2 separate regions of the Homo sapiens genome follow, and region 1 is linked to region 2. Evidence: chromatin contacts called from ENCODE Hi-C or POLR2A ChIA-PET data. All regions are on one chromosome and are shown on one strand. The core of a region is the stretch at or near the end of the contact, and the rest is flanking DNA. Distances in the headings are between cores, read along the strand shown. Region 1 holds the start of P3H2-AS1 (P3H2 antisense RNA 1). Region 2 overlaps P3H2 (prolyl 3-hydroxylase 2).

Region 1 (5,250 bases), core at 290-2,789, 140 kb before region 2:
CCATTGCCTGTCCCTCTGCTCACCATTGCAGGGGCTGAAAGACTGATGAGATTCTCACAGGCACTAGAAGACCACAGAAATGCCTCCAGGAGGCAGGCTGGGATCCAGGGTCCAACCAATATTCTTGTGAGAGTGTGAAGCCAAGGAACACGAAAGAGGGGAACACCTTGGCTAAGAATGTATTCGTGACAGAGGAGAAGGGGAGGAACAGGAAGCCTCCAGCTAGTCGTTTGGAATCTGGCAACCATTTCTGTCAGCTTTCTCATTCCTAGATTGATGCAGATTGCTTAATTCCTTGAGGTAAGGGATATACTAAATTGCCTCTTTGTTCAACTCTTAGAATAAGAATTTCCCTCTCCTCTCCCGTCCCCTCCCCTCCCCTCCTCTCCTCTCTTTTCTTTTTCTTTGTTTTTTTTGTTTTTGAGACGGAGTCTCACTCTGTCACCCAGGCTGCATGATCTCAGCTCACTGCAACCTTCACCTCCCAGGTTCAAGCAATTATCCTGCCTCAGCCTCCTGAGTAGCTGGGTCTGCAGGCACGTGCCACCACGCCCAGCTAATTTTTGTATTTTTAGTAGAGACGGGGTTTTGCCATGGTGGCCAGGCTGGTCTCGAACTCCTGACCTCAGGTGATCCACCCGCCTTGGCCTCCCAAAGTGCTGGGATTACAGGGGTGAGCCACTGCACCTGGCCCACAGCAAGAATTTTTTTCTGAATAGCATTTTACGTGTTAGGCGTCTGGCTGTTTAGGAGATGAGGAAACTGAGGCCCTCAGTTGCCAAGGTCACACAGCTGGTAAACGGACGGAGCCAGAATGCGAGTACAGCTCCTCCTGCCTCCAAAGGTTCTCTGGGCCCTGTAAAACCACGGGCTGCACAGGAAAGGCAGGCTATATATTGTTCTTCCCCTGGCCCAGCGCCCTGATCCAATGCCCGGACACACATCCACACCAAGTTGGACGAAAAGGTAAGGGAGAAACCTTCCCCAAGAGAAGAAGCGGTAAGCTTTGGTTCTAAAGGCCCTGGGTTGGGTCCGTCCTTTGCCACTTCTCAGCTCTATGCATTTAGGCAAATCACTTATCTTCTTAAACCTCCGCATCTGGGCCTACAGGGCCTCTATGGGTTTTTTTTCTATTTATTTATTTATTTATTCTTTTTTTTTTTAACTTTACGTTCCGGGATACACGTGCAGAATGCGCAGATTTGTTGCGTAGGTACACATGGCATCTACGGTTTGATTCAGTCTGAAATGGCGCTCCAGGCTTCATTTAGAAGGTGAAGCACTCTGCAAACTGCGAGGCCATACAGAGATTCCAGAATATGATTAAGGCCCTAACCTTGCTAAGCTGGATTTTCTTTATTTCCCAAAAAGAAGACTAATACTATCCACTTGTACAACCAGAAGGGAGCTCACGTGTAAAGCGCCTCGTCCCCGGCCGGCCTCAAGCGGCGCTAGCTCTCTGGCTGGCGCTGGAGTGTGCCGCCCCTGGCAGCCCCGCCGCTGCAGCGGGGAGCCTGGGAGAGCGGCTCTCGGAGTCTCAGGCAGCAGGAGGAGCGTGTGAGCTGTGGGCGTCCCTTTAAGAGCGGCTGGCCAGGCACGGCCTCCGCCTCTCAGTACGCGGAGCGCCGGCGGTCACCTGGGGCTCGCGGAGCGGCCAGATCGCGGCGGAGTCGGCGCGCTTCCCCGAGGGAAGGTGGGAGAGGGGACCCGGACGCGAGGTGCCCCGAAGCCCTCTCGAGCGTAACCGTCCCGCGCCTCTCTGAGGCGGAGGATGCGGGAGCGCATCTGGGCGCCGCCGCTGCTGCTGCTGCTGCCGCTGCTACTGCCGCCGCCACTGTGGGGCGGCCCCCCGGACAGCCCACGCCGGGAGCTGGAGCTGGAGCCCGGGCCTCTGCAGCCCTTCGACCTGCTCTACGCCAGCGGCGCGGCCGCCTACTACAGCGGAGACTACGAGCGAGCGGTGCGCGACTTGGAAGCGGCGCTGCGCAGCCACCGGCGCCTGCGGGAAATCCGCACGCGCTGTGCCCGCCACTGCGCGGCGCGCCACCCGCTCCCGCCCCCGCCCCCCGGCGAGGGCCCCGGCGCTGAGCTGCCCCTTTTCCGCTCCTTGTTGGGGCGGGCGCGCTGTTATCGCAGCTGTGAGACCCAGCGCCTCGGGGGCCCCGCATCCCGCCACCGCGTCAGCGAGGATGTGCGCAGCGACTTCCAGCGCAGAGTGCCCTACAACTACCTGCAGCGGGCCTACATCAAGGTACCCACAGAGCGCTCCTCCACTGCAAAGCCCCTGCGGCTCTCACACGCTCTCTTGAGCCCTCCCTGCTGCCCCCGTCATCTCTGTTCAGTCTTTCGAATTGGGTCTCCTTAAATATGTGTCTCAGTTTGTGAATCCAGATATCTGGTGGCCCTATCTCTGTATGCAACAATTGATTAACTTGGACAAGTCTTTTTCTCTCTTTCTCAGAGCCAGCTTCTCTCTCAAAAAGAGGACTGTCCTGATAAGGTGATGTTTAAAGTACCCATTCAGCACTAATTCATGAGGCATTGACAAAGCTGAATCTAGTACAATTTATCTTCTCCCTTCTCACTTCCCATTTCTCTTCTCCCTTCTCACTTCCCATTTCTCTTCTCCCTTCTCACTTCCCATTTCTTTTGTCTCCTCTCTCTTATCCTTCCTATACTGTAGTCTGCACCTTTTCTCTGAAGTTTAAAAGAATCTTCAAAATAGTGAAGTTGAAAGACCTGTTCCAAAACAAATTTCTCTCTCTTCTCCCCTTCACCTACAAAAAAGTAAAGATCAAAGGTTAAAGAGAAGGTATGCTTGGAGGAGGCGAAGCTGTTTGAGGCAGTCTCAGTCAAAGTATCCACCCTAAGTGTTGACTTTTTCTCCTTTGATAGAGGGCTTACGTTTTCTGGTGGTATGCATTGGACTGGGTTACTAGGCATCAGTCCTCTCTTTCTAGTTTTATTTTTGTATGCCTAACTTGCCTAAAGTTAGCGTCAGGAGGTATAGTATGCATATTGACATATTGTTCACATCCATAACTTTGAAGATCTCTCTGGATGCTTCAGCAGAGGGAATTTGAATGAGTTCTTCAACCTCCACTGCCACTCACCCAATTTTCCTTCAAATTGACACTCTTAACCCTTCTTTCTCGTTTTCTGTGTTAATATATCAATGTATCTTCTACAGCTACCGGAAAAGTGGAAGCTTTGGGGTTGGTTGTTCATGCTAGCCAATGGACCAGGCTGCTCTGCTCTGCTCTGCTCTGCTGTGCTCTGCTTTGCTTTCTTTTCTCCTCTCCTCTCCCCTCCTCTCCTCTCCTCTCCTCTCCCCTCCCCTCCCCTCCCCTCCCCTCCCCTCCCCTCTCCTCTCCTCTCTTCCTTTTCTTTTCTTTTTTTGACGGAGTTTTGCTCTTGTCACCCAGGCTGGAGTGCAGTGGTGCAATCTGGGCTCACTGCAACCTCCGCCTCCCGGGCTCAAACGATTCTCCTGCCTCAGCCTCCTGAGTAGCTGGGATTACAGGTGTGCACCACCATGCCGGGCTAATTTTTGTGTGTGTTTGTGTATTTTTAGTAGCGAAGGGGTTTCACCATGTTGGCCAGGCTGGTCTCGAACTCCTGACCTCAGGTGACCCGTCCGTCTCCGCCTCCAAAAGTGCTGGGATTATAGGCGTGAGCACGGCTGGACCAGGCTGTGTTTCTAAGGAGATGAAAGTACATACCATGTTCAAATATCCAAATGCCTTTTGCAGCTCATCCCACAAGATCTCTGCCCTCATCTGTGGTAGGGTTCTCTCAGATTGGCAACTGTTGGTGGAGTGCACGAAATTTCAACTAAGTATAAATCTTAACTTCCTTGTGTTGTGGCTAAGGTGTTGGAGTTCACTGGACTAGTATCTTGGGCAAGAAATGAGGAGAAAGTCTGAATCCTTTCCAGGACTTGTCTTCTGCTTGCTTGTGCCTCCTGATTGCTAAGGCATGTATGAAGTATAACTCTAATTTCTTCTAAGTGATTTACACAATTTCTGGTGGTCTTACAGAAATCAGTCAACACCAGGCAGAGAGGGGACCTTGAGTGTCTGACGGTGAAGTTATCATAAGCTAGTTCCCAGAGCAGAACATGGGTGGTCCCTGTAGCTTGGTCCTCCCAGGAGTCTCGGATGTAAGGTTAGCAGTCCTGCTGTTAATTCTGTCACAAATTTTGGACATATTTTCCTTTCTCATATCTGGAGAAAGAATACATAGTCAAGGTCAGTCCTATAAAAACAAATAACCATGAGGTAACTCTCAATATGTGGGTTTCCCTGGTTCTGGAATTCTGCTTGCTTCACTGTTAATGTCAGCATTTGTCAGTCATTTCCCCTCCGGTTCCCTGGTTGGAGGTCAAAGAAGGTGAAGCCATAGGTTTAACATACCTCAAATTTTTGTGGTGAATTGATTACAGGAACAAGTCACACTCTGTAAGTGAATTACTGGGTGTTGTCTGATGAATTAATGAAGTTTAAGAAGTTCTTTCAAAGATCCGTGGCTTCGTGTGTTCATTTCAGTTCTACCAGCAATATTTCTGAGAGCAGAACAAGTCTTGCGTCTTCTCCCTACTTCTCTTCTCTGGCAGTTTCTTGGATCTACATAATTGATAATCTCTTAAGAAGAAAATATTTTATCCTTTTGGAAATTCGTTTTTGAAAGTTGGAGTTTGTGAACCTCTAAAACTGCATCATGGTTTTTCTCTCCCCTTCACCCCCCTCCCCCAGCCCCCAAGAAAGCCCCAGTTTTAGCCTTTGCTTGGCTTCCTTGGAATTTCACTTATGAATACGCACACACACCATCTTTTGAGACTGAAAAAAAAAAAAAAAACCTCTCAAATAATAAAAGAACATCCTGGAGCTCTGACAGGTCTGGATTCTAGGGCATTGATTCCCTGATGTTAGGATGAGGAACTCCCTGCCATGTGACTGGATATGGTCATGGTGCCCTGTATTGTTTAATTGCTTTTGACATCAGTGATCCAGTTTGCACTTAAAAGGATAATCCTGGACTAGATCAAATTCAGTGAGGGAGGACTGGAATGCTTCATAAAGCTAAGAAAGTACAATTATTCTCAGCTAAGAGATTTTCCAACTATAGAAGCTCTCAGGAGATGTTACTGCTCCCCCAAATCCTGCTGAGTGGGCCTCCGATGAAAGCAGATTATTTGTGCTGGTGTGTTGGAGGGGAAGAAGGATGAAAAATCATGAAATCTGAGACCCA
Region 2 (5,173 bases), core at 512-3,011:
ACAAACCTGTGTCTTCTTTTCACAATAGTCAAGAACTACTACATTATGACATAATTTATTTCAATTCAACAGTTGTTCAATGATGCACTCCATGTTCCAGGCCCCATTGGACACTCTGAGCATTATAAAGATGCTCATGATAATTTTTTTCCTACTTGAGATTAGAGTCTAATCTGAAGAGAGTTATGTTATGCATACAATTAATTGTAATAAAGGTTGCTAAGAAGATTTAGAGGAGTGAAATAAGGCAAACTCACCGAGGAAATAGAGAACTTACTAGAGGCAGTGACATTTAATTTGACTTTAAAAGACAGGTGAACTTGTTTACAATAAAATACACAATATAGAGTCACAGACTACCTTGGTAAAGTATTCTTTGCCTTTGAACATCGTTATTCAATGACAAATTGCCATTTTAAATTTTTTGAATGGGCAGGGTCCCTTCAGGAGTGAACGTAGAGGGAGCAGAAGTTCATGGATTCTCAATGGGAAAAAAGCTATCACCCAAGATAGATCGAGACCTAAGAGAAGGTAAGTAGCTGTGCACTTTTACCCTATAAAGGAGGGGAAGGGGAAGATGGGGCTTGACCAGTTCTTTTCCAGATCAAGGAAGAACCCACTTTCTCTAGAAAATAAAGAATAAGACTAAGCTACTACACTCCCTAATAGTCTGAAAGCAAGACTTAAAAAAAAAAGTCTTAGATTTGTGTATTATTACCATGGGTTTCAAAAAAAAAGAAAAAAAGAAAAAGCCTCCAAATTCACTCCCTCATCTGTTTCCCAAGGAAACTTGCATGGTCATCACCATTCTCAGAATACCGGAGGCTTAGCAATTTCCTATGGTTTACTTCTGTTACACAGTCAGTAAGAGCTAGGTAGTGTGGGACAGACTGTATATCAGAGGAACTTGGAGAGGAGACCAGCCACATGGGATATTAGATTAGTTAACCTTAGATGCTTGAAGCACATAGATCTGAGCAGGGCCTTTAGAGAAAGCAGAATGTAGTAGGATGCATGGATGTAGAGGGAACCATTCTAGTGGTTAAAAGAAACGGAGCAAAGGCACAGAGACGAAGCGAGCGGAACATTATGTGCCTACTTATGTAAGATGAAAATTAGTAGAGACAACAGGTGGAGTGTTGCCAAAAACAGTTTTTAAGTAGAGCCAAGCATTGTTATATTAATAAAAACTATTAGCAATAGTAATACTAACAGCAGTGGTTAATTCTTAACAATTATTATTTCTATATGTTTTATGATTTCCCAGCAAATTTGCACACAATTTATTTGCATACTATTTTAATACTAACAGCATCTCATGTGGGAAGATTTAATGACTTCTCTGAAGTCTCAGAAGCTCAGAACAGGTTGAACAGGCATTTGAACCCAGACATTTGACCCGAAATCCCATTTTCTCTTCTTCACCTGCTGCATGAAACATAGAATTGTGTAGATATCAAAAATATATCACCTATTGATGAAAGAATTGCAAGACAAGAGGCTTTCAAAGTGCTGCATTGGGAAGCTGTACAGTACTTCTTTCCCCAGGAGATCTTGTCAGCACATTCCTCTGATTTGAAAACTTTTGGCTCTCTACAGCTCTCACATTTCCCATCCCTTTCCTTCCTTAGCTTCCAAGTCAGTTTTGAACCAGTAAACAGGATAATATGCTCATCTAATCTGACCTGGACCTCAGTTTGCAGCCACAAAGCCCAAGCTGTTTTACAAATGCCAGAGAGCTTCATGGTCAGCCAGAGTTCATGTTGCCTTTTAGGCTGAGAAATCACCCAGGAAGTTCATGCCAATAAGCCAACACATTGCTGTAAATGTTTGGGAAACTCCAGGACAGTTGCCAAATTTCAAAGCATTTTTTTCCCCTGGCTACCAGGGAATCTGGTGTCCAGCAACTGACTAGAAGGTTAATAGAAGAGCAGAACAGAAGACTACGTGTGATAGAGAAGGATCATGATTAATTGGGCTACACAAATCTACCATTTCCACAGAATTGTCTAGGACGAAGTGGCTAATGGGTTGTAGGATGGAATGTTTTCTGGGAACCTACTGGTCTGAAGGAAAAAAAAAATTTTTTTTTACCTACCGTACTCTCATATTCATTCAATACAGAATACTTCTGTGGCCAGATGTGTGTGAGGTTTTACCCACATGCACCAGTAATTCTCCAGTGGATAGCAACTGAGGGTGAACTAATCCAATTCAGTTCTGACACTGTCTGTCTGGAAATAGTGTCAGATCCCACAGGTTAAGGGCTTAGCCCACAACTGGCATTTCAGATGCCAATTGCAAGTATAAGTTGTTACCTATACTTCTGACCAACCCCTCATTGACCAGCTACAAACCAGTGTTCCCATGATCCTGACTTTGGGTTAGGTTAATTTGCTAGAGCATCCCACAGAACTCAGGAAACTCTTGTGTTTACTGGTTTATTATAAAGGATACAGATGAACAGCTAGATGAAGAGGTACATAGGGCAAGGTATGGGGGGATGGCAGGAGGAGCTTCCATGCCCTCCATGGGCAAACCACCCTCCCAGCATCTCCACGTGCTCAGCAACCTAGAAGCTCATCACATCTTGTTGTTCAAGAGTTTTTATAGAGCTTAATTTGCAGGCCCCAAACTCCTTTCCCAGAGGTCTGTGGGTGGGGCTAAAAGTTTCACTTTCCTAATCACTTGGTCTTTCTGGTGACCAGCCCCATTCTGAATCTTTTTAGGGGCCCTACCCTAATTCATCTCATCAGCATAAACTTAAGTGTGATCAAAAGGATCTCATTATAAGTAAAAAAGGACACTCTTATCCCTTGGGAAATTCCAAGGGATTTGGGAGCTCTGTGCTAGAAACAAGGGATAAAAACCAGTATATTTCTTATTATATCATAACTAAAAAGCCTGTTGTCCAGTCGTCAGATACCTAATTAGGATCTAAATTAAGAACAGTTGTAGATAGATACAAAGTTTCCAACCAGAAAACACTTTCATATCTCTTTTTCTTTTTTTTTGAGATGGAGTCTCGCTCTGTCCCCCAGGCTGGAGTGCAGTGGCGTGATCTCAGCTCACTGCAACGTCCGCCTCCTGGGTTCAAGCGATTCTTCTGCCTCAGCCTCCTGAGTAGCTAGGACTACAGGCACATGCCACCATACCCGGCTAATTTTTGCATTTTTAGTAGAGACGAGATTTCACCATATTGGCCAGGCTGGCCTCGAACTCCTGACCTTGTGATCCTCCCGCCACGGCCTCCCAAAGTGCTGAGATTACAGGCATGAGCCACCACGCCCAGCAACATTTTCATATCTTAATCTGACTAAAAGGGGATGTCAGGGAGGCATGTGTCGCAGAATAGAGTATACTTCAGCTTTTCTCATCTTCCCCAAAGAGACTGTCATCTACTCTGGATGCCTATCAGTGTTTAGTATTTTGTATTATTCCTACTGGACAGCTCCTAAGCATTAAGATGGGGTGACCCAGGGCTACTTACATCCCACAGTGGCTTCAGTCCATGAAACATGCGTGATATGGAAACTCACTAAAAAACATTGCTGTCACTTGTCCATTCTCCTTTCACTCACCAGATTTTTTTTTTATTTTTATTTTTTGAGACAAGAGTCTCACTCTGTCACCCAGGCGGGAGTACAGTGGTGCGATCTCAGCTCACTGCAATCTCTGCCTCCTGGATTCCAGTGATTCTCCTGTCTCAGCCTCCCGAGTAGCTGGGACTACAGGTGCATGCCACCATGCCAGGCTAATTTCTTCATTTTTTTTTTTAGTAGAGACGGGGTTTCACCATCTCGGTCAGGCTGGTCTTGAACTCCCGACCTCAGTTGATCCACCCGCCTTGGGCTCTCAAAGTGCTGGGATTACAGGCCTGAGCCACTGTGCTCAGCCCACCCACCAGATTTTTAAAGGTTGTGCTGGATATGATTCCAGAGTCAGTAGGGGGATAGTAGAAACAATGTTGGGGAATAAACTTGGAATCAGGAGGCTTAGTCTCTGGGATTATCTTATTCTGATATGCTCCACAGTGATGAAGATCTAGTGACTCAATTTTTCTGGGCCCTATGATTTTTATCTATAAAAGAAGGATAGTAACTGTTTTAAGATGGTAAACATAAAAAGTTCTTCTTTTTTTTTATTTTAGAGCCAGAGCCTCACTCTGTTGCCCAAGCTGGAGTACAGTGGCACGATCTTGGCTCACTGCAACCTCTGCCTCCTGGGTTCAAGTGATTCTCCTGCCTCAGCCTCCCAAGTAGCTAGGATTACAGGCATGCATCACCATGCCCAGCGAATTTTTTTTTTGTGTTTTAGTAGAGATGGGGTTTCACTGTGTTGCCCAGGCTGGTCTTGAACTCCTGAGCTCAGGCAGTCTGCTCGCCTCAGCCTCCCAAAGTGCTAGGATTACAGGTGTGAGCCACCGTGCCTTGCCCTTTTTTTGTTTTTTTAACTGTAAAAGGCTGTACTCATATAGGGATTGTTAGCCTGCCTACACCATCATGCTTTGTATGACACTATCGAATTTCTGATAAAGTGATTCTTCTTGCCATGAGCCAGACAGTGAGTACAAGGGAGTACTTTCTTAGATGATCCCTTCTTGTTGCAACCAGAGAGTCAGAGCCAGGCACATACTTTATAAACGAGGGAAGAATTAACTTGTTTGACTAAATCTTCTTGGGCTGTGGTTAAGAATTGGCTGAAGCCATCAAATCAGGCCCCAGAAACCACAATTTATTGGACTACATTTTTATTTTTATTTTAATGTTTTCCTCTGTCTGGTGTGCTACTAGTCATTAAGCTACCAGCTTAAGACTGGTAGTCATATGGAGGCTGGTTGACTTGCCTGTTGAATGATAGGGTTTCATTTGTCTTTTTTTTTTTCCTTTGGTTAGTTGATGGGTGATGGGTCGTTTTTGTTAAATGTACGTGTGGAAAATATCTGTGTAAAATTCTACACTTAGTAATATTAATGATTATGTTAGCTACATGAAAGGCATATTTCTAATGCAGATTCTCCCGGAACCCAAGATTCAGATATTGAAGACTCCATGTTACATTCTTCCTTCACTTGATCTTTGCATGTTACTTGTGGAATGCTAGGAGAATTGTCAATATCCCAGTAGCCTTCTCTTAAGGCTCTATGCTTATTAAGGTGTCTCAATCAGAACTT

Evidence for each region. Hi-C counts contacts between places; a loop is a spot of excess contacts on that map. ChIA-PET counts read pairs that join two places held with the same protein, here RNA polymerase II (POLR2A). Pooled maps may share reads with other maps.
Region 1: a map of posterior vena cava shows a loop between it and region 2 (3-fold over the local background). The contact joins the promoter of P3H2-AS1 here to the enhancer-like site in region 2. A Hi-C loop is called at or near these places in 14 of 168 maps with a recorded cell type or tissue (ascending aorta, cardiac septum, esophagus squamous epithelium and 7 more), 1 of 37 single-sample maps with no recorded cell type and 14 of 50 pooled maps. POLR2A ChIA-PET finds 5 or more read pairs at or near these places in 7 of 52 experiments (A673, AG04449, Caco-2 and 4 more).

The regions. Positions count from the first base shown.
Region 1 is chr3:190,117,253-190,122,502 of GRCh38, reverse strand. P3H2-AS1 (P3H2 antisense RNA 1) reads right to left here and starts at 1,539. Exons shown (of 4, transcript NR_126419.1): 1 at 1,414-1,539. P3H2 (prolyl 3-hydroxylase 2) reads left to right here and starts at 1,606. Exons shown (of 15, transcript NM_018192.4): 1 at 1,606-2,251. The coding sequence starts at 1,772. RefSeq lists an enhancer at 1,220-1,399 and silencers at 1,369-1,663, 1,610-1,839, 2,050-2,129.
Region 2 is chr3:189,978,404-189,983,576 of GRCh38, reverse strand. P3H2 (prolyl 3-hydroxylase 2) reads left to right here. Exons shown (of 15, transcript NM_018192.4): 8 at 437-531. Among named protein-coding and RNA genes, the nearest start is that of P3H2, 140 kb to the left of the region's middle. Within about 2 kb of position 1,761, at least 5 of the 41 ENCODE cell types and tissues checked have a DNase peak (open chromatin) inside an H3K27ac peak, as active enhancers do; they include PC-9, where a contact is called at or near this core.